Linked DNA regions of Homo sapiens: region 2 is linked to region 1. Evidence: chromatin loops called from intact Hi-C (ENCODE). Cell type or tissue: Caco-2. All regions are shown on one strand. Each heading gives the region's core, and the rest is flanking DNA. Links, peaks and the distances in the headings are about the cores only. Region 1 has its middle 20 kb from the start of H3-5. Region 2 overlaps AMN1 (antagonist of mitotic exit network 1 homolog).

What was found. A loop is a pair of places that touch in the nucleus more often than their neighbours do. Peaks named below come from ENCODE experiments on the same cell type or tissue, not always from the same donor. Only the 100,000 strongest peaks of a DNase experiment are listed, where the experiment ranks them.
Region 2: it touches region 1 in a loop (4-fold over the local background); 5 of 110 quality-filtered maps call a loop at or near these places.

Annotation. Positions count from the first base shown.
Region 1 is chr12:31,766,816-31,777,754 of GRCh38, reverse strand. No RefSeq gene overlaps it. Among named protein-coding and RNA genes, the nearest start is that of H3-5, 20 kb to the left of the region's middle. RefSeq lists a silencer at 10,825-10,939. In Caco-2, for the core only: no CTCF peak of the experiment used is centred there; DNase peaks (open chromatin) are centred at 3,704, 4,254 and 4,864.
Region 2 is chr12:31,710,494-31,721,432 of GRCh38, reverse strand. All of the region lies in intron 1 of AMN1 (antagonist of mitotic exit network 1 homolog), which reads left to right. It also overlaps the pseudogene STMN1P1. Among named protein-coding and RNA genes, the nearest start is that of AMN1, 13 kb to the left of the region's middle. RefSeq lists enhancers at 1,851-2,357, 2,358-2,865, 5,827-5,966. In Caco-2, for the core only: no CTCF peak of the experiment used is centred there; DNase peaks (open chromatin) are centred at 5,692 and 6,012.

The sequences.
Region 1 (10,939 bases), core at 3,055-5,554:
AGTGAGCTGAGATCGCACCACTGCACTCCAGCCTGGATGACAGAGCCAGACTCCGTCTCAAAAAAAAATAATAATAAATAAAATAAAATAAATAAATAAATAAATAAAATAGAGCCAGGTACAGTGGCTCACTCCTATAATCCCAGCACTTTGGGAGGCTGAGGCTTTAGCCCAGAAGTTTGAGACCAGCCTGGGAAATATAGCGAGACCCTGTCTGTGTAAAAAAAGTTTTTAAATTAAATTAGCCCGGCACGGTGGGACATGCCTATAGTTCCAGCTACTCTAGAGGCTGAGATAGGAGGATCACTTATACCCAGGAGATTGAGGCTGCAGTGAGGTATGTTCACGCCACTGCATTCCAGTCTGGGCGACAGAGCAAGACCCTGTCTCAAATGAATAGAATAGAATAGAATAGAATAGAATAGAATAGAATAGAATAGGCCATACTGTCATTTATTTATTTATTTTTTTTGAAAATACAGATGGGAGCCGGGCATGGTGGCTCATGCCTGTAATCCCAACACTTTGGGAGGCCAAGGTGGGAAGGTCCCCTGAGGTCAGTAGTTCAAGACCAGCCTGGCCAACATGGTGACACACCATCTTTACTAAAAATACAAAAATTAGCTGGGAGTGGTGGTATACACCTGTAGTCCCAGCCCCTCAGGAGGCTGAGGCAGGAGAATCACTTGAACTCAGGAGGCAAAGGTTGCAGTGAGCCAAGATCCCACCGCTGCACTCCAGCCTGGGTGACAAGGCAAGACTCTGTCTCCAAAAAAAAAAAAAACAAAACAGACAGGGTCTCACTAAGTTAGCCACACAGGTCTCTAACTACTGGCCTCAAGCAATCCTCCTGCCTTAGTCTCTCAAAGTGCTAGGATTATAGGCATGACCCACTATGCCCAGCCATTTTTATGAGACGGGGTCTGGCTTTGTTGCCCTGACTGGAGTGCAGTGACACAATCTAAGCTCGCTGCAATGTCTGCCTCTTGGGCTCAAACCATCCTTCCATCTCAGCCTCCTGAATAGCTGGGACTACAGCTGTGCGCCACCACGCCCAGCTAATTTTTTTTGTATTTTTGGTAGAGATGGGGTTTTCCCATGTTGCCCAGGCTGGTCTCAAACTCCTGGCCTTAAGTGATCCTCTCGCCTTGGCCTCCCAAAGACCAAGGATTACAGGCACACCTGGGATTACACTGTTCAACCACTGGCTCAAGAAAAGCAGAAAGTCTTCTCAATGGCTCAAAATTCATTTTATGTTCAATGACAGGCCTTCTGCAAATTGAGACTCTGAGCTCGTTAGGGTAGTGACTGTAATTCTTCCTAGACACAGAAGGCCAACAGGGTGATTGTCACAACAGCACTGAGCAAAAGCCATTACATATTAGTAGCCAATGAGAATCAAGATTCAGGACCCTGCAGAGGAGAGCACTCTCATATGCCAGCAAGCAGAGTGGTGGAAGGGGAGCTTGGGTGCATGCTCATCCATTACAGCCAGTGGGAGGCTCTGAAGTCTAAGTAAGATGAAGACGCACTGCTGTACTGGTTGGCACCTAGGCAGTAAGTAACAATTCACTAGATAAAATTTTAGGTGGAACTACAGATTTGAAAAGTTCTGGGATGCAATATAATATCTATGGGAGCATTGCTATTAACATGAAAAGTCAGTATCTTGAAAACAAGTAGGGTCCCCTCCCCTGGAATATTGAAGAGATATGAAGACTGTATCTTCAAGTACCTGAGGGGAGACCTAATACAACGAGTTCTGTGACTTTCTGCCAGACCCGGTGCAGGGAATCCATGAACTGGTCAGGCCTCCTGCTCTGCTTGGGGACCCATAGCCAGAAAATGTGCTTTAGGTTCTAATACAGTCAGAATTACATTAATTATTTGGTTTACTGAAAACTCAGGCCAGGTGCAGTGGTTTACATCTGTAATCCCAACGCTTTGGGAAGCTGAGGCTGGAGGATTGCTTGAGCCCAGGAGTTGAAGACTAGCCTGGGCAACATAGGGAGACCCCCGTCTCTATAAAAAATAAAAAATTAGCTGGGCATGGTGGTGTGCACCTGTAGTTCCAGCTCCTCGGGAAGCTGAGGTGGGAGCATCCCTTGATCCCGATCCCAGGAGGTTGAGGCTGCAGTGAGCTATAATCACACCACTGCACTCCAACCTGGGTTGGAGACTCTGGAAAATAAAAATATAAAGAGAGAGAGAGAGAGAGAAAGAAAGAAAGATAGATTAAAAAAGAAAGAAAGAAAGAAAGAAAGAAAGAAAGAAAGAAAGAAAGAAAGAAAGAAAGAAAGAAAGAAAAAACTTAAGCAAGAGGGAGACAGGTCATTACCATAGCCTTTTTTTTTTTTTTTTTTTAAATCTGGGACAGAGTCTCCCTCCGACTCCCAGGCTGGAGTGCAGTGGTGTGATCTCAGCTTACTGCAATCTTTGCCTCCCGAGTCAAGCAATTCTCCTGCCACAGACTCCCAAGTAGCTGGGATGTCTTGCTCTGTCGCCCAGGCTGGAGTGCAATGGCACAATCTCAGCTCATTTCAACCTCCGCCTACCGGGTTCAAGCAGTTCTCCTGCCTTAGCCTCCCAAGTAGCTGGGATGACAGGCATGCAACACCAAATCTGGCTAAATTTTGTATTTTTAGTAGAGACAGGGTTTCTCCATGTTGGCCAGGCTGGTCTCGAACTCCCGACCTCAGGCGATCTGCCCACCTCAGCCTCCCAAAGTGCTGGGATTACAGGCTTGAGCCACCGTGCTGGTCCCTGTCATAACTATTAAAACAAAAAACAAAAAACAGCTACTCAAGATACTTGATAGCTTTTTGTTGAGCAAAGGAAAAATGAAAACTCTATTGATGATGGCATTTATAAATAAGAATGTCTGAAGATTATTTTATGAACTGACATTATTTTTTCTTCCCATCCCTTCTTCCCAAAGAACTGCCCTTTATGACTCCAGGGAATGCCCTCAAACAAGAGTGCTAGCAGAAACCTAGAGGCAAACTGTCTTAGGTTCCAAAAGATAGCCTGACTGGTAAAAGAAATTGAAAACAGGTGTTTTCATTTGCTTTGTATTAAAAGAATTGAAAGGCCGGGCACGATGGCTCATGCCTGTAATCCCAGCACTTTGGGAGGCTGAGGCGGGCAGATCACAAGGTCAGGAGATGGAGACCATCCTGGCTAACACGATGATACCCTCTCTCTACTAAAAATACAAAAAATTAGCCAGGCGTGGTGGCAGGCACCTGTAATCCCAGCTACTCGGGAGGCTGAGGCAGGAGAACTGCTTGAACCCAGGAGGCGGAGGTTGCAATGAGCTGAGATCGTGCCATTGCACTCCAGCCTGGGCGACAGAGCAAGACTCCATCTCAAAAATAAAAATAAAAAAAGGAAACTATCTCAGAGGAAATTTGCCATTTATGAGAAAAGTAGAGCGTAGTTAAAATGAATCTTCTGAGTTATGGGGAAGAACAGTATCTCCATCTCTTATGTTTCCAGATGCAGCAACTTCAGGTAGGTGAGTGGCTTTCTACCTCACTGCACATTGGTTCCCTGGGTGGCTTTGAACTGTGAGATTGGCTGAGAATCACTGAGTATCTCCCTGTTCCTCATTCGCCCCTCCCCAGGGAAATAGGAGTGAGCAGTCAGACATGTGAGTTAGTAAGAACAGACTGAGCTCAGCCCTTCCTCCACCTTTCTAGACCTGTGTGTTACAGGGAGTGGATCTGCTTCCTATGACCCTGCCTTTGCTGAGAAGCCTGTGTTGTTCAGCTGTGCCAGCAACCAGGCGGGGATGTCTGGGGAAAGTGTGAGCCTGCCCACTTGGCCACATCTTCCAGTTGACTTTATTAAGGTGATATTTTGATGCTCACTTATCCTGACTCCTGTATTTCTCTCAATTGATTCTGAATTCAAGAGGAAGAAAGATACTCTGAATTCAAGAGGAAGAAAGATACTCTGAATTCAAGAGGAAGAAAGAAAGATAAATATATTAGCCCACCAAGGAAGGAATTTTTGGCTGGTCTAAACTTTTGCCCCAGACCCAGGGACCCTGGGGATATGACCTTAGATTTACCTTCTTGCCACTCTGCTCCCCAGAATGTATTGATACAAGATAAACTTGGAATGTTAGCAGGTCAGATTGCCCCTGGCTTACAGAAGCATTCATTGTGAAACCCCTGATTGATGAGTTGCAGCTGCCCTGTTAGGCATGTGATTTAGCACTTTCTCCCAGAGGCTATGCAGCAAGCATGGACTACACATAGGTAGAGAATGGAAAGGGTGGCTGCCCAGAGGTCAAGTCTTCTGCACACGCTTCAGCCTCACCTCTTGCAGCTGAGCATGCTGTGTGGTGGAGGGGCATGGAAGCTGCACCCAGCATTGCCAGACATCAGAAGGTCTCTGCTGTTTAGCTGTGTGCATTGTTTACCGTGTACCTTTTAAGGCTAAGTAAACTGTGACTTGTGAGTCTTTTTTTTAAAAATCAATTTTGATCTTAGGACTAACAGATATTGAGTAACATGTATAGCAAATAGTCCACTAAATTCCTACACCTGAGTCCTGCCCTTCAATAATTGGATTATTAAAGTTGTTTGTTCAATCACTTACTTGTAGTCAATTCTGTAGGTTAGCTCACCTGTCACTCATTCCAACTCTTATTTCAATTTTCCTTCCTTCTTTAGAGAAGGAGGAAAGCTAAAAACTTCCCTTCTCAGATTTCCTTGTAGCTAGGGGTGGTCCCATGACTCAATTCTGGCTAACAAAATGTAAGCTGAATTTTGCTGGTACTGCCTCTTCCATTTCTTTTTTCCTGCCTGGAACCGGTGAGGATGCCTGAGGCTCAGCAGTCATTGCTAAGCATGGTAGTGATCAGGACACTAGGGGTCAGTTTCCTTGCTGGCATTGTTGAGGCCATCACAATCAGCCTTGAGCTTCCCGTTCCCAGATTTCCTGCTATAGGAGACAGAGAGATCCCTTACTTGTTTAAGCGGTCAAGTGCAATTCTAACGGATATATTTATAAATTCAATTTCCACGTGTGGTAGGAAGAATAAAGGTCCCCTAAACATGTTCGTGTCCTAATCCTTGTGACCTGCAAATATGTTAACTTACATGGCAAGAGGGATTTTGCAGGTGTGACTAAATTAAGGCCCTCAAGGTAGGAAGAGTATCCTTGATCCTCCAGGCAGGCTCAAGGTAATTGTAAAGGTCCTTACAACTGAAAGAGGGAGGACGAAGGGGTTGTCAGAGAAAGAGATATGACAACAGAAGTAGGGTCAGAGAAACGTTTGTTGCTCGCTTTGAAGAAGGAGAAAAGGGGCTGTGAGCCAAGGAATGTGGGTAACCTCTAGAAGCTGGAAAAAGAAAGGAAACAGATTCTTCCCTAGAGCCTCAAGAAGGAATTCAGCTCTTCCAGTATCTTGGTTTTTAGTCTAGTGAGACCTGTGTCAGATTTCTAATATACTGAATCATAAGATGATAAATTTGTATTGTGTTAAGTGACTAAATTTGTGGTAATTTGTTACAGCGGAAGAGAAAATTAATACACTATATTATGACCTTTTAATATAAAATTATGATAGGTCAAAAGAAATTAAAATTTTCAGTGCAAGATTCCTCTAGTTTTTAAAATCAAGACCAAGCAAAAAAAGATGGAACTTTTTTTTTTTTTTTTTTTTTTTGAGATGGAGTCTCACTCTGTTGCCCAGGCTGGAGTGCAGTGGTGCTATCTCAGCTCACTGCAAGCTCCACCTCCCGGGTTCACGCCATTCTCCTGCCTCAGCCTCCCAAGTAGCTGGGACTACAGGCGCCTACCACCACACCTGGCTAATTTTTTTGTGTTTTTAGTAGAGATGGGGTTTCACTGTGTTAGCCAGGATGGTCTCGATCTCCTGACCTCATGATCCGCCCACCTTGGCCTCCCAAAGTGCTGGGATTATAGGCGTGAGCCACCGCGACCGGCCTTCGTTTTTAGAATTTAAAAAAAATCCCCACAAACCTAGAAAAAGACTGATTTTTTTTTTTTTTAAACAGAGTCTCACTCTGTCACCTAGGCTGGAGTACAGTGGCGTGATCTGGGCTCACTGCAACCTCCGCCTCCTGGGTTCAAGCGATTCTCCTGCTTCAGCCTCCCGAGTTGCTGGGACTACAGGCATGTACCACCATGCCCAGGTAATTTTAGTATTTTTTGGTAGAGACGGGGTTTCACCATGTTGGCCAGGCTGGTTTTGAACTCGTGACCTCAGGTGATCCACCCGCCACAGCCTCCCAAAGTACTGGGATTACAGGTGTGAGCCACTGTGCCCAGCCGAGACTGAAATTTTTATAGCATGGTACCAACTAAACACCAATGCTTGTTTTAAACCTGTTGTAATTGATCAGTGATAGCTCCTTCAGCAAACACATCTAGGTAACAGAAAATGAACTTCTGTAACCCATGCTTTTATGACTGATTTTCCAAACTACTCCTGCCTCAGTAACCAATACACCCCATAACAAACCCTTCCCATAAAGCCTATATGTTTTTTGAGACGGAGTCTCGCTCTGTTGCCCAGGCTGGAGTGCAGTGGTGCAATCTCGGCTCACTGCAAGCTCTACCTCCTGGGTTCACGCCATTCTCCTGCCTCAGCCTCCTGAGTAGCTGGGACTACAGGTGCCCGCCACCAGACTCAGTTAATTTTTTTGTATTTTTAGTAGAGATGGGGTTTCACCGTGTTAGCCAGGATGGTATCGATCTCCTGACCTCATGATCCACCTGCCTCAGCCTCCCAAAGTGCTGGGATTACAGGCATGAGCCACCATACCCAGCCAAAGCCTGTATTTTCTTTGTTCAACAAGACTAATCAGCATAGCTTTGGGTTGGTGATCTCATCCTTTGATATACTGTATATTTTTCCTAAACAAAGGGAGACTTCATTTAACAAGGGTCAAGGCAAATACAGAATATCTAGTAGATAAAAGCAGAGTACCAAGTTTTGTACTATTCAATGAAGGGAGGTAGGAAAGTGGTATATGATAATTTGTTTTAATTATGTGAAGAAATAACTTTATGTATTGGTTTGAAACTCTTGATTTTTTCCTATGTTTTTATTTGAAAAACAAAAATGCTAAAAATGAATAAAATCCTTCATGATCCCACCATCTTCATATTTGAAATATTTAAAAAAGTAAAAGTCTTCCCCTTGTCTCCTTTCTAGCAATCCCATCCAACAGATGTAATTGCTATTAATAATTCTAGCCAGGCGTGGTGGCACACACCTGTAGTCCCAGCTACTGAGGAGGCTGAGGCAGGAGAATTGCTTAAACCCAGAAGGTGGAGGCTGCAGGGAGCTGACATTGCACCACTGCACCCCAGCCTGGTCGACAGAGTGAGACCCTGTCTCAAAAAAATAAAATAAAAATAAAAAGTTGTGTGTATCCTTTCAGATGTATACTTAGGCACGGGGTGTTATAATAAATCTATTTTAACCAACTGCCATAGTTGCTGGGGCCTTTAGAACCTATTTTATGTAATTGGATATAGTTTAGTAACTTCAGCATGCTTGTGAGCTTCTTGAGAACAGCAGCCAGGATACACTAATCTCTGTATAACAGATAATATTAAATAATAGGTTTCCAGCAAATACTGACTAATTGAATTAAGAATTAGGAATTTCTCTAATAAGATCCCACTTAATCTCTGGTATAAGAATACAATTTGTGGTCCTAAAGAGATGTGGGTTCAGATACTGGATCCAACTGTAGTAGCCTCTCTGGCATCTGAATGTTTAAAGTTCTGGGACAGCCTTGCTCAAAGAATAGTCAGCTGGTGGTCTATCAAGTAGTCAAGAGAGTTTGGCCATTTCAGAGGAAAAAAATAAAGAAGTATAATAATTTTGTTCAAATACATTTTATCAATGTGAAATTAAGATTAAGAATTATTTTTGGCTGGGTGCGGTGGCTCATGCCTGTAATCCCAGCACTTTGGGAGGCCGAGGTGGGTGGATCACGAGGTCAGGAGACCAAGACCATCCTGGCTAACACAGTGAAACCCCATCTCTACTAAAAATACAAAAAATTAGCTGAGCGTGGTGGTGGGTACCTGTAGTCCCAGCTACTCGGGAGGCTGAGGCAGGAGAATGGTGTGAACCTGGGAGGTGGAGCTTGCAGTGAGCTAAGATCACACCACTGCACTCCAACAGAGTGAGACTCCATCTCAAAAAAAATTTTTTTTACAGAAATTCTGCTATATTTTCAGTGTATCATTTATTTTTATTTTTTTGAGACAGGGTCTCACTCTTGCCCAGGCTGGAGTACAGTGGTGAGATCATGGTTCACTGCAGCCTTGACCTCCCAAGTTCACTCTATCCTCTCACCTCAGCCTCCTGAATACCTGGAACCTCAGGAGTGTGCCACCATGCCCTGCTAATTTTAAAATTTTTTGTAGAGATAGGATCTTACCATGTTGTCCAGGGTTGTCTTGAACTCCTGGGCTAGAGCAATCCTCCCCTCTTGGCCTCCCAAAGTGTGGGATTACAAGTGTGAGCCACTGTACCCGGTCCATTATTTACTTTTAAATTAGATGTGACTTTCATAAGACTCAAAATTGAAAAAGGTTAAAGATAAACAGTATAAGGTCTCCCCCTAACCACATCCCCTAAGCCAGTATTGATCAGCATGTGTATCCCCTTACAGAGATATTTTACAGTATACAAGAAAACACACACACATACACAAATACACACACATTTTGCCCCCCGCCTTTTTTTTTTTTTTTTTGAGACGGAGTCTTGCTTTGTCACCCAGGCTGGAGTGCAGTGGCACGATCTCAGCTCACTGCAACCTCCACCTCCTGGGTTCACGCCATTCTCCTGCCTCAGCCTCCCGAGTAGCTGGGACCACAGGTGCATGCCACCATGCCTGGCTAATTTTTTGTATTTTTAGTAGAGATGGGGTTTCACCGTGTCAGCCAGGATGGTCTTGATCTCCTGACCTCGTGATCTGCCCGTCTTGGCCTGCCAAAGTGCTAGGATTACAGGCATGAGCCACCACACCCGGCCCATTTTGCTCTTTTTTACACAAGCAACATAAGCTATACACTTTTCTGCACCTTACTTGTTCCATGAAACAGTATATCTAGGACAATGGTCTCCTACTTTTTTGACACTAGGGACTGGTTTTGTGGAAGACAATTTTCCATGAATCAGGGTGGGGAGGGATGGTTTCAGGATGATTCAAGCGCATTACATTTATTGTGCACTTTATTTCTATCATTATTATATTGTAATATATAATGAAACAATTATACAACTTGCCATAATGTGGAATCAGTGGGAGCCCTGAGCTTGTTTTCCTGCAATAAGATGGTCCCATATGGGGGTGATGGGAGACAGTAACAGATCATCGGGCATTAGATTCTCATAAGGACACTCAACCTAGATTCCTGAATGCTCTGGTCATGATAGGGTTCATGCTCCTATGATAATCTAGTGCCACCGCTGATCTGACAGAAGGTGGAGCTCAGGTGGTAATGTGAGTGATGGGGAGCAGCTGTAAATACAGATGAAGCTCTGCTTGCTTGCTCACTGCTCACCACCTGCTGTGGGGTCCACTTCCTGACAAGCCACAGACCAGTAGGATTGGGGACCCCTGGTCTAGGACTCTCCTCCCTCCCTCCCTCCCTTCCCTTCTCTCTTTCTCTCTCTCTCTCTCATCTAGGACTCTTTCTTTCTCTCTTCCTTTCTTTCTTTCTTGCTTTCACTGTCTCTCATCTAGGACTCTCTCTCTCTCTCATCTAGGACTCTTTCTTTTTTTTCCTTCCTTCCTTCTCTCCTTCCTTCCTTCTCTCTCCCTCCCTCCCTCCCTCCCTTCCTTCCTTCCTTCCTTCCCTCTCCCTCTCTCCCTCCCTCCCTCCCTCCTTCCTTCCTTCCTTCCTTTCTTCCTTCCTTCCTTCCTTCCTTCTCTCTCTCTTTCTTTCATTTTCTCTCTTTCTCTCTCTTGTCTAGGACTCTCTCTCTCTCTCTCTTTTTTTTTTTTGTTGAGATGGAGTCTTGCTGTTGCTCAGCCTGGAGTGCAATGGTGTGATCTCGGCTCACTGCAATCTCTGCCTCCTGGGTTCAAGTGATTCTCCAGCCTCCGCCTCCCAAGTAGCTGGGATTACAGGCACACACCACCATGCCTGGCTAATTTTTTTTTTTTTTTGGATTTTTAGTAGAGATGGGGTTTCACTATGTTGGCCAGGCTGGTCTCAAATTCCTGACCTCAAGTGATCTGCCCGCCTTGGCCTCCTGAAGTGCTGGGATTACAGGTGTAAGCCACCCACCGCACCCAGCCTCTTTCTCTCCCTCCCCTCCTCTTTCTTTTAATTTTTAGTAGAGGTGGGGTTTTACCATGTTGGCCAGGCTGGTCTTGAATTTCTGACCTCCAGTATTCTGCCTGCCTTAGCCTCCCAAAGTGCTGGGATTACAGGCATGAACCACCATACCTGGCCTAGGACACTTTCCATATCAGTAGACAAAGAACAGCTTCATTCTTTTTCATAGCTGCAGAGAATTCTTGAATGGATACAAAGACTGTTTTCTTAATTACAAAGAAGATTTTAATAAATAGCTTTGTACAAATGTCAATTTAGGCTTTCCTCTTCGTTTTGACTAGTTTTCTATCATTTCCCTTCTTCATCAAACGTACGTTGAATTTTTATTTTTTTCTGTTTGAACTTTCAAATCAGCCTGTCTTTTTTTTAAAAAAATCCTTAGAATTTGGGAGAGGAGTTATTATAAATTAATTTAGAAAGAATTGAAGTTTTATCATGTTGAAGCATCCTATATTATCAAGTTATGCCTTTTTATTTGTTCAAACCTTCTCTTTTTTTGAGACAGTCTGGCTCTGTTGCCCAGACTGGAGTGCAGTGGCACAGGCTTGGCTTACTGCAACATCTGCTTTCTGGTCTGAAGCCATCCTTC
Region 2 (10,939 bases), core at 4,778-7,277, 58 kb after region 1:
AATGCAGAGTGGCAGGGAGGTTGGCTCACAGGGAATGCTGAGGGTGTTGAGGATGATATTTCCCTCTTGCTGTCCACTCCTGTATTGATGCCACCCCAGTATTGATACCTGAGCATCAGATACCCAGCTTCCTCCCCTGGGTACCTCCCATTGAGCATCCAAACCCGGAAGTCCTTCTTTTTCTTCCCCAGTGGAAACCGCTACATTTTACTCCACGGTCCTTGATAATTTCGGCCACCCATATGCCCAGCACCCCATCATCCTCACCAATCAAATCAGACTGTCGCAGGAGCCAGATATATAAGCAGCTGGCTTTGCACTGTTAGGCAAGGCTCTGCATTCACTTTTGTTTTGAGAGACTGCTCACCTGTGGCTCAACCAAATAAATGAGGCTGGTCTCAAACTCCTGGACTCAAGAGATATTCCCACGTTGGCTTCCAAAGTGCTGGGATTATAGATATGAGCCACTACACTTGGCCTACAATTCTGCTACAATTTGACTTCTAAGTCTATACCCAGTTGAATTGAAACTGGGTACTCAAATACTTGTACATGAATGTTCATAGCAGCATTATTCACATTAGCCAAAGGTAGAAAAACCCAGACAGATGTCCATCAATTGATGAATCAATAAACAAAATGTGGTATATTTGTATAGTTGAATGTTATTCAGCTGTAAAAAGGAATGAAATACTGATACATACTACAATGTGGATAAACCTTGAAAACATGATGCTAATTGAAGGCAGCCAGACACAGAGGCCACATATTGTATAAATCCAGATAAATCAATAGTGACAGGAAGCAAATTGGTAGTTCTGAGGTATTACAACCCATAATTGGTATTTGTGAGAAAAAGGAGGAATGGGGATTGACTTTTTTTTTTTTTTTTGAGACAGAGTTTCACTCATGTTGTCCAGGCTGGAGTGCAGTGGCACGATCTCAGCTCACTGAAACCTCTTCCTCCATGGTTCAAGCGATTTTCCTGCCTCAGCCTCCCAAGTAGCTGGGATTACAGGCACCTGCCACCACACCCGGCTAATTTTGTATTTTTGGTAGAGATGGGGTTATACCATGTTGGTCAGGCTGGTCTCGAACTCCTGACCTCAGATGATCCACATGCCTCAGCTTCCCAAAGTACTGGGATTACAGGTGGGAGCCACCACACCCGGCAGGGACTGACTTCTTAATAGAGATAAGTTTTCTTTTGGGCTGGTGAAAATGTTTTAGAACTAGATACAGGTGGTAGTTGCACAACATTGTAAATGTACAAAATGCCACTGAAGTGCACACTGTAAAATGATTAATTTCATATTATCTTTCATCTCAACTTTTTAAAAGAAAAAAGTAAAGCAATGTATGTTGACAATGTCAAATGACAACGGAATGGAAAAATTAAATGTAGTATATTCACACAATGAAATATATATATACACACATACATGTATCATCTATATATTATAACATATATTGAGAACGAAATGAACTGTGGCCGCATGCAACCACTTGAATAAATTGCACAAACAAAAGGTTCCATTGTATAACTATATTGTAATTCATTCTATTTACTGTGGATGGTAATTTGAGTTGTTTTTAGTTCTCTCTGTTACAAACAATGCTGCTGTGAGTTTTGTTGTCTACATCTTCTGACTCAAAAGTGCAAGGTTTTCCAGGGTTGATACCTCCAACTGGAATTGCTAGATCTTAGGATCTATACATCTTTAGCTTTACTAGATAAGGCCAAACAGTTTTCTCAGATGCTTGTACCAAATTACATGCCTACTCTCAATGTTTGAGAGTTCCTGTTGACTACCATCTTGACCAACATTTGATGTTCTCCATACCTTTCTGAAGTCTTTGAAGTCTCTAAAGAGATAGGGAGGCTTGATAAAATGCTACATAAGTTCTTACAATCACTAGATCTACAGTGAGCAATACAAATAACATATTGTATATTCCAGAACAAATATAATTTTATATGTGTATAATTGTATATATTTTTACTTCCCTAACAAAATGTCTAACCTTTTCTCTACATTTTTGAAATTTCTGAAAAATTTGCTTTTCTGATCCTAGTGATGCTTAGGAAAGATTTTATATCATTAAAAAGAAATTGGGAGGTCACTTCCAAGATGGCTAAATGGGAACAGCTCCAGTCTGCAGCTCCCAGCAAGATTGACGCAGAAGATGGGCGATTTCTGCATTTCCAACTGAGGTACCTGGTTCATCTCACTGGGACTGGTTGAACAGTGACTGCAGCCCACGGAGGGCGAGCTGAAGCAGGGCAGGGCGTCGCCTCACCTGGGTGCAAGGGGTCGGGGGATTTCCCTTTCCTAGTCAAGGGAAGCTCTGAGTGACTGTACACTCCTGCCCAAATACTGCGCTTTTCCCACGGTCTTCCCAATCAGCAGACCAGGAGACTGCCTCCTGTGCCTGGCTTGGCAGGTCCCATACCCACGGAGCCTTGCTCGCTGCTAGCGCAGCAGTCTGAGATCGACCTGGGATGTGGGAGCTTGGCGGGGGGAGGGGCGTCTGCCATTGCTGAGGCTTGAGTAGGCGGTTCTATGCTCACAGTGTAAACAAAGTGGCAAGGAAGCTCACACTGGGCGGAGCCCACTACAGCTCAGCAAGGCCTACTGCCTCTCTAGATTCCACCTCTGGGGCAGGGCATATCTGAACAAAAGGCAGCAGACAGGTCTATAGACCCAGGCAAACAGGGTCTGGAGTGGACCTCCAGTAAACTCCAACAGACCTGCAGCTGAGGGGCCTGTCTGTTAGAAGGAAAACTAACAAACAGAAAGGAATAGCATCAACATTAACAAAAAGGACATCCACACCAAAACCCCATCCATAGGTCACCAACATCAAAGACCAAAGGTAGATAAAACCACAAAGATGGGGAGAAACTAGAGCAGAAAGCCTGAAAATTCCAAAAACCAGAATGCCTATTCTCCAGAGGAACACAACTCCTTGCCAGCAAGGGAACAAAACTGGACAGAGAATGAGTTTGACGAGTTGACAGAAGTAGGCTTCAGAAGGTTGGTAATAACAAACTCTCCAAGCTAAAGAAGCATGTTCTAACCCAACACAAGGAAGCTAAGAACCTTGATAAAAGGTTACAGGAACTGCTAACTAGAATAACCAGTTTAGAGAAGAACATAAATGACCTGATGGAGCTGAAAAACACAGCATGAGAACTTCATGAAGCATATACAATATCAATAGCCAAATTGATCAAGCAGAAGAAAGAATAGCAGAGATTGAAGATCAACTTACTGAAATAAGAGGCAAAGACAAGATTAGAGAAAAAGGAATGAAAACGAACAAAGCCTCCAAGAAATATGGGACTATGTGAAAAGACCAAACCTACGATTGATTGGTGTACCTGAAAGTGATTGAGAGAATGGAACCACGTTGGAAAACACACTTCAGGATATTATGCAGGAGAACTTCCCCAACCTAGCAAGACAGGCCAACATTCAAATTCAGGTTGAACAATGAGAACACATGGACACAGGGAGGGGAACATCACACACTGGGGCCTGTCGGGGGGTTGGGGACAAGGGGAGGGAGAGCATTAGGACAAATACCTAGTGCATGCAGGGCTTAAAACCTAGATGACAGGTTGATAGGGGCAGCAAACCACCATGGCACATGTATACCTATGTAACAAACCTGAATGTTCTGCACATGTATCTCAGAACTTAAAGTAAAATTAAAAAAAAAAAGTTAACTATAAATCTTAGTTACCAAGAAATCCCAGTTTCTGATACTGCCTCTTGTGAATTAAATAAGACTGAATTAAATTAGACTGTCTGTAGACAGATTAGAAGGCACCACAGAAGAGTCTTGAATTAAAACAAGTTTAAAGTAGCTTGACACTAGAGAAGAATTTATTTAATCTTTCTTCATAACGAATGTGTTTATCCAGGAATACCATTTGACCCAGCAATCCCATTACTGGGTATATACCCAAAGGAATATAAATGATTCTATTACAATGAATGTTTGCTTATTGCACACATATGTTTATTGCAGCACTATTCACAATAGCAAAGACATGGAACCAACTCAAATGCTCATCAGTGATAGACTGGATAAAGAAAGTGTGGTACATATAAACCATGGAATACTATGCAGCCATAAAAAGAAATGAAATCACGTCCTTTGCAGGGACATGGATAAAGCTGGAAGACATCATCCTCAGCAAACTAACACAGGAACAGAAAACCAAACACCGCATGTCATAAGTGGAGCTGAATGATGAGAACACATGGACACAGGGAGGGGAACAACACACACCGGGGCCTGTGGTTGGGGGGAGCAAGGGAAAGGATAGCATCAGGACAAATAGACAATGCATGTGGGGCTTAATACCTAGGTGTATATCCCGGAACTTAAATAAAAATGTAAAAAAAAAAATCAGTTCCTGGTGGTTTGTAAGTCAAAAAGGAAAGGTGAAACAATAAACTTAGTGAATTCTTGTAGAAGAAAACATAGGAGAATATCTTCATGAACTTAGGACAGGGAAAGTTTATGAACAGGACAAAAAATCACCTGCTGTAATGGAAAACACTGATAAATTGGACTGTATTAGAATGTACTTCTCTTCAGCAAAAGACATGATTAAGAAAGTGGAAAGGCAATCCACGGAATGGGGGAATATATTTGCAACGTATATAACAAACAGAAGGTTCATATCCAGCATATAACAGGAATTCCTATATATCAGTAAGAAACATAATTAACCCAAAATGAAAGAGGGCAAAATACTTGAGTAGATACTCCACAAAAGAGGATATCCAACCAGACAATAAAAAGATGAATGTGTACCCATATTAATCAGAGATTGCAATTTAATGCCACATTGCATTGCTATTATATACCCACTAAAATGACTAAAATTTAAAAGATTAACAATGCCAAGTGTTGGCAAGGATATGGACCACAAGAATGCTCATTCACCAATGGTAGGATTGTGATTGGGTACAACCACTTTGAAAAACTGGCATTAAGCTAAACATATGCCTACCCTATGAGCCAGCAGTTCCACTACTAGATATATACACTCAGTTGAAACACAGATACGTGTGTACCAAAAGACATGTCTAAGAATATTCATATTGATATTCATAATAATAAAGAGTTACAAATGACCCAACTGTATATTCACTGTAGAATAAATTGGTCAAACAACAGAATATTATACGTTAGTGAAAATGGACATGAACAACGTGAAAATGGAAATGAATAATCTATAGCTACATGTAACGATACAGATAAATTTCACAAACATAATGTTGAGCAAAAGAAACCATGGAAAAATGATGGAGCAATACTGAAATCAAACAGAATAGTCTCTAAAGTGAAAAACATGAATACGGATAAAGAGAGACATTACTTAATGATAAAAGGAATATTCCACAAGAAAATATCATGAATTTGCAACTGACACCAGTCTTACAAAAAGGAAACCTGTCATGTAGTTTAGTCAAATTTAGTCACGTTAGGAAACTTAATAAACTACTCTTAAATTTTATAAATACAGAAAACAGCTCAGAGTGTGGTCAGGTGGCTCAGATCTAGCAGAGTTTTCCTTATCCCAGTGGATTTTGTAGAATACACTGCCAGTCTCTTGTCTTTCATTCATCATGGCTACTTCTGATATCCAGGTGAAAGCACTGGAGAAGTGTGCCTCAGGCTAGGCTTTTGAACTGATTCTCAGATACCATCAAAAGAATCCATCCCAGAGTTCCTTATTTCCCCTCCAAAGAAGAAAGATCTTTCCCTGGAGGAAATTCAGAATAAATCAGAAGCTTCAGAAGAAAGACACAAGCCCTGCGAAGCTGAGGCCTTGAAGCAGCTTGCTGAAAAATGAGAGCAGGAGAAAGAAGTGCTTCAGAAATCAATAAAAGAACAGCTTCAGTGAAATAGCAGAAGAGAAACTGACCCACAAAATGGAAGCTAACAAAGAGAACAGGAAGGCGCAAATGACTACCACACTGGAGTGTTTGCAGAGAAAGATAAGCACGTTGAAGAAATGCGGAAGAGCAAAGAATCCAGAGATCCTGGTGATGAGGCTGAAGCTGACTAATTTGTTCTAAGAACTGACTTTCTCCCCGCTCTTCTTCCTAGATATTCAGACTATACTGGCCAGTGTCATTTTATTTTTTGCTCCTGACAAATATTCTAGAAGCTGATGTAGGACTAGATAGGTAAATCCAGCCTGTACAATGTTGTTTTAGGAGCTAAAGGGAAGAAACTGAAAGAGTTTTACTCTTTTTCTAAAATGTTGGTCTTTCTAACATAGCTATTTTTCTTGTTGCATCTTTGCTACTTCAGTACACTTGGGTTAATGGCTAGTACTGTACTGGCTTTGTGAAACATATTTGTGAAAAGAGTATGTAGTGGCTTCTTTTGAACTGTTTGATACGGAATATTTGTTCATTTTTTAATCCCAATTCTGTCCTAATTTTACCAGATGCTACTGGACTTGAATGGTTAATAAAATTGCACAATGTTGTTGGTGGCAGTGACTTCTTTCTGTTCAGGTAATAAGTTAAAAAGATCCTCCTAGTTTATATTTGTTTCAGGTAGAGCTTTTAGGTCAATGGAAATAACCAGCATACACATTACTGCAAAGTCTCTGCTTTTGAGTTTCTTGCTCCAGAGTTGTTTGTATTGTCTTCTACAATCATTGCTTTGTTTCAATGCCTGGACCCTGATCAGCTGTTGCTATATTCTTTCAAATGTTTATTTGCAAACAATCTTTTTTGTTCTGTGTTCCTGTTTAAAAAGCAGATTAAGGCCGAGCACAAGGCTCATGCCTGTAATCCCAGCAGTTTGGGAGGCCAAGGTGGGAGGCTCACTTCAGCCCAGGAGTTCAAGACCGGCCTGGGCAACATATAGAGACCCCATCTCTACAAGAAATACAGAAAATTAGCTGATTGTGGTGGTGCATGTCTGTAGTCCCAACTACTTGGGAGGCTGAGGTAAGAGGATCACTTGAGCCTTGGAGGTTGAGGCTGCAGTGAGCTGTGATTGTGCCACTGTACTCCAGCCTGGGCAACAGAGTGAGACCTTGTCTCAAGATAAATAAATAAAAATTTTAAAGGCAGATTAAAGGCACAAATGGTGTTTCTAGAGAACAATTTAGAGGGAATCTTAAGATCCTAGTTGGAGATATCTGGTGGTTTGCTTGCTTTATGTTACAGGTGGAGGTGTATTCTAATGCTTTCCTGCCGTAAAAGCTATAATTTGAGAATTGGAAAATTTTTTGGGCTTTTTTCTTTACCCCCGACTCATAGTACAGCTTTGAGAATATAATAATATTAAAAAAGCTTTCCATGCTGCTGTAGCAACTCCTGTGAAATGATTTAAGGGAACTTTATTTATATTTTAAAAATCAATAATTTATTTATAGATATATGTATTAGTATTAAAAGTATAATTAAATAATGGACAGGAACTATTTTTAAAACTTTATGGTAGTAATTGTCTCTACAAACAGAGATACATAGAGTAAACCAGTCGAGTATATAAAAGTGGCTTTAATTTTATCAGAAAATTTTTTTTTTCTTTTTTTGAGACAAGGTCTAGCTCTCTCACCCAGGCTGGAGTGCAGTGGTACAATCACAGCTTACTGCAGCCTCACCTCCTGGACTCAAACAATCCTCCCACCTCAGCACCCCCGCACCCCAGGTAGCTGGGACTACAAGTGAATGCCACTACACCCAGCTAATTTTTGTATTATTTGTAGAGACAGGGTTTTGCCATGTTTCCCAGGCTGGTCTTGAACTCCTGGGCTCAAGTGAGCCTCCTGTCTCAGTCTCCCAAAGTGCTGGGATTATAGACATAAGCCACCATGCTCAGCCTTAATCAGAAATGTTTTATGTCTTGAGATGTCTGACACAAATATGATAAAAGAGTAACAAAATTCTAGGTTTGAGGTACATAGATGTATATCACCCTGTTTTATATTTCTGTATTTTTGAAATTTTTTATTATAAAACAACAAGCAAAAACTTGCAGAAATGAAAAGAAGACTTGATTTTAAATTACAAATATCATAAACTAGAAATTCCACATTTAGTAGAAAAATAAGAATATAGTAGAATTAGATAATACTGTAAATAAACATATATACATTAAACATATTTATGTGCAAACACATATACATACATGGAGAGAGATACTTATACATACATATATATATAACACACAGAGAGAACATTACATCTCTCACGTAGATAATATACATTCTCTGAATATATAGAGCATGTATTTGGCCACAACAAAGAGCTCTTACAAATTTGTCAACAAATAACAAAATGGTCCTCAAAAAACTAAAAATGGAACTACCCTATGATTCAGCAATTTCACCACTGGGTAAATATCCAAAAGAAAATAAATAAATATATAAAAGAGATATCTGCACTCCCATGTTTATTGCAGCACTATTTGTAATAACCAAAATATGGGCCGAGCATGGTGGCTCACACCTGTAATCCCAACACTTTGGGAGGCCGAGGCGTGTGGATCACGAGGTCAGGAGTTTGAGACCATCCTGGCTAACATGGTGAAACCCCGTCTCTACTAAAAAAGAAAAAATTAGCTGAGTGTGGTGGCATGCACCTGTAGTCCCAGCTACTTGGGAGGCTGAGGCAGGGGAATTGCTTGAACCCGGAAGGCAGAGGTTGCAGTGAGCTGAGATTGTGCCACTGCACTCCAGCCTGGCAACAGAGCAAGACTCTGTCTCAAAAAAATAAAAATAACCAAAATATGGAATCAACCTAAGTGCCCATCAATGGATGAATGAATAAAGAAAATGTGGTATAATACATATATATGATGGAATATTATTCAGCCATTAAAAAATAATGAAATCTGCTGGGTACGGTGGCTCATGCCTGTATTCCCAACACTTTGGGAGGCCAAGGCAGGCAGATCACGAGGTCAAGAGTTCAAGACCAGTCTGGCCAACATGGTGAAACCCTGTCTCTACTAAGAATACAAAAATTAGCCGGGCGTGGTGGCATGTGCCTGTAATCCCAGCTATTTGGGAGGCCAAGGAAGGAGAATTGCTTGAACCTGGGTGGCAGAGGTTGCAGTGAGCCGACATTGCACCACTGCACTCTAGCCTGGGCGACAGAGCAAGACTCCATCTTGAAAAAAAATAATAATAAAATAAAATAATAATGAAATCTTAGTCAAGTGTGGTAAGCATGCCTCTAGAAGCTGAGGCAGGAGGATCTCTTGAGCCTAGGAGGTTAAGGCTGCAGTGAGCTGTGATTGCACCATTGCACCCCAACCTAGGCAACAGAGCAAGACCCCATCTCGGGAGAGAGGGAGGTAGGGAAGGAGGGAGGGAGGGAGGAAGGGAGGGAGGGGGGAATGAATGAATTCTGTCATATGCAGCAACATGGATGGAACTGGAGGTCATTTTGTTAAGTAAGCCAGACACAGAAAGACAAATGTCACATGTTCTCATTCATATGTGGGAACTAAAAAAAAGTGGATATCATGAAGATAGAGAGTAGATGGGTGGCTAACAGAGGCTGGGAAGGGCAGGGGATGGCGGCATAGAGAGAGGTTGATTAATGGGTATAAATACACAAATAAAAAATAGTGTTCAATAGATGGGTAGGGTGACTATAGTTAATAATAATCTATTATACACTTCAAAATGGTTAGAAGAGAATAATTTGAATGTTCCTAGCATAAACAAAAGATAAATATTTAAGGTGATGGATAACCCAGTTACCCTGATTTGATCTTTACACATTATATGAATGTATCAAATTATCACATGTACCCTGAAAATATGTACATCTATTATGTATCAGTTTTTAAAAATAACAAAACAGGCAAAGGATATGTATAGATTGTTTATGGAAAAGCATATCCAGATAGCCAGCAAGCTCATGCAAGGATGTTGTTTATTGGTAATTAGAGAAATACAAGTTAAAGTAATAGTGAGACATCATTTTCACCTGTTAGGCCTTCCAACATTTAAGAGTAGGTGATCTTGAAAACAGTGCTGAGTGAAAAACTAAACAAATCTATGACAAGTCCCATGTTTATAAATTAGAAATGCATGCATACAATAAACATGTTAAAAGGAAATATACAATGAAAGGATACACATTAAACATGAGAATGGTTTCCTAGAGGGGTGGGGAATGGGAGTGGGAAATGGAGATAACAAAGAAATGGAAAGAATAAATAAAATTAAAATTAAATATAAAATAAATAAATAGGGCTGGGTGCGGTGGCTCATGCCTGTAATCCCAAGTGAGGAGTTTGGACCATCCTGGCCAATATGGTGAAACCCCATCTCTATTAAAAATACAAAAATTAGCCAGGCATGGTGGCACACGCCTATAGTCTCAGCTACTTGGGAGGCTGAGGCAGAAGAATTGCTTGAACCTGGGAGGCAGAGGTTGCAGTGAGCTGAGATCATGCCACTGCACTCCAGCCTGGGTGACAGAGTGAGACTCTGTCTCAAAAAATAAATAAACTAGCCATGATATCTATTGCTGGAAGGATGTAGAGGGAAAGGAGCTTTCTGACACTACTAATAGAAATATGAAGTGTTTTCCAGACTTTCTGAAAAATAATCTGACAACATATCCTAGAAATAGTGGTAATGCTTGTCAGCATACAAGTCACTAAATAGATCATCCGTACTGTGAAATATGATGTGACCATTAAGGGAGAATCAGTACTGTGTCGGATGCCTTGAAGGGATTTCATAAGATACTGAATGAAAGACAGTGTATAAAAGTAAGTGTACTGTGGTGCCGTTTTAGGAAACAATGACCCCTCCCCCACACAAGCCTTTAAATGTGTGTGTGTGTGTGTGTGTGTGTGTGTGTGTGTACAAGAACAGAGAAAAATAAGAAAGAATATATGCTACATTGGTGTAGAGAGCTAATGG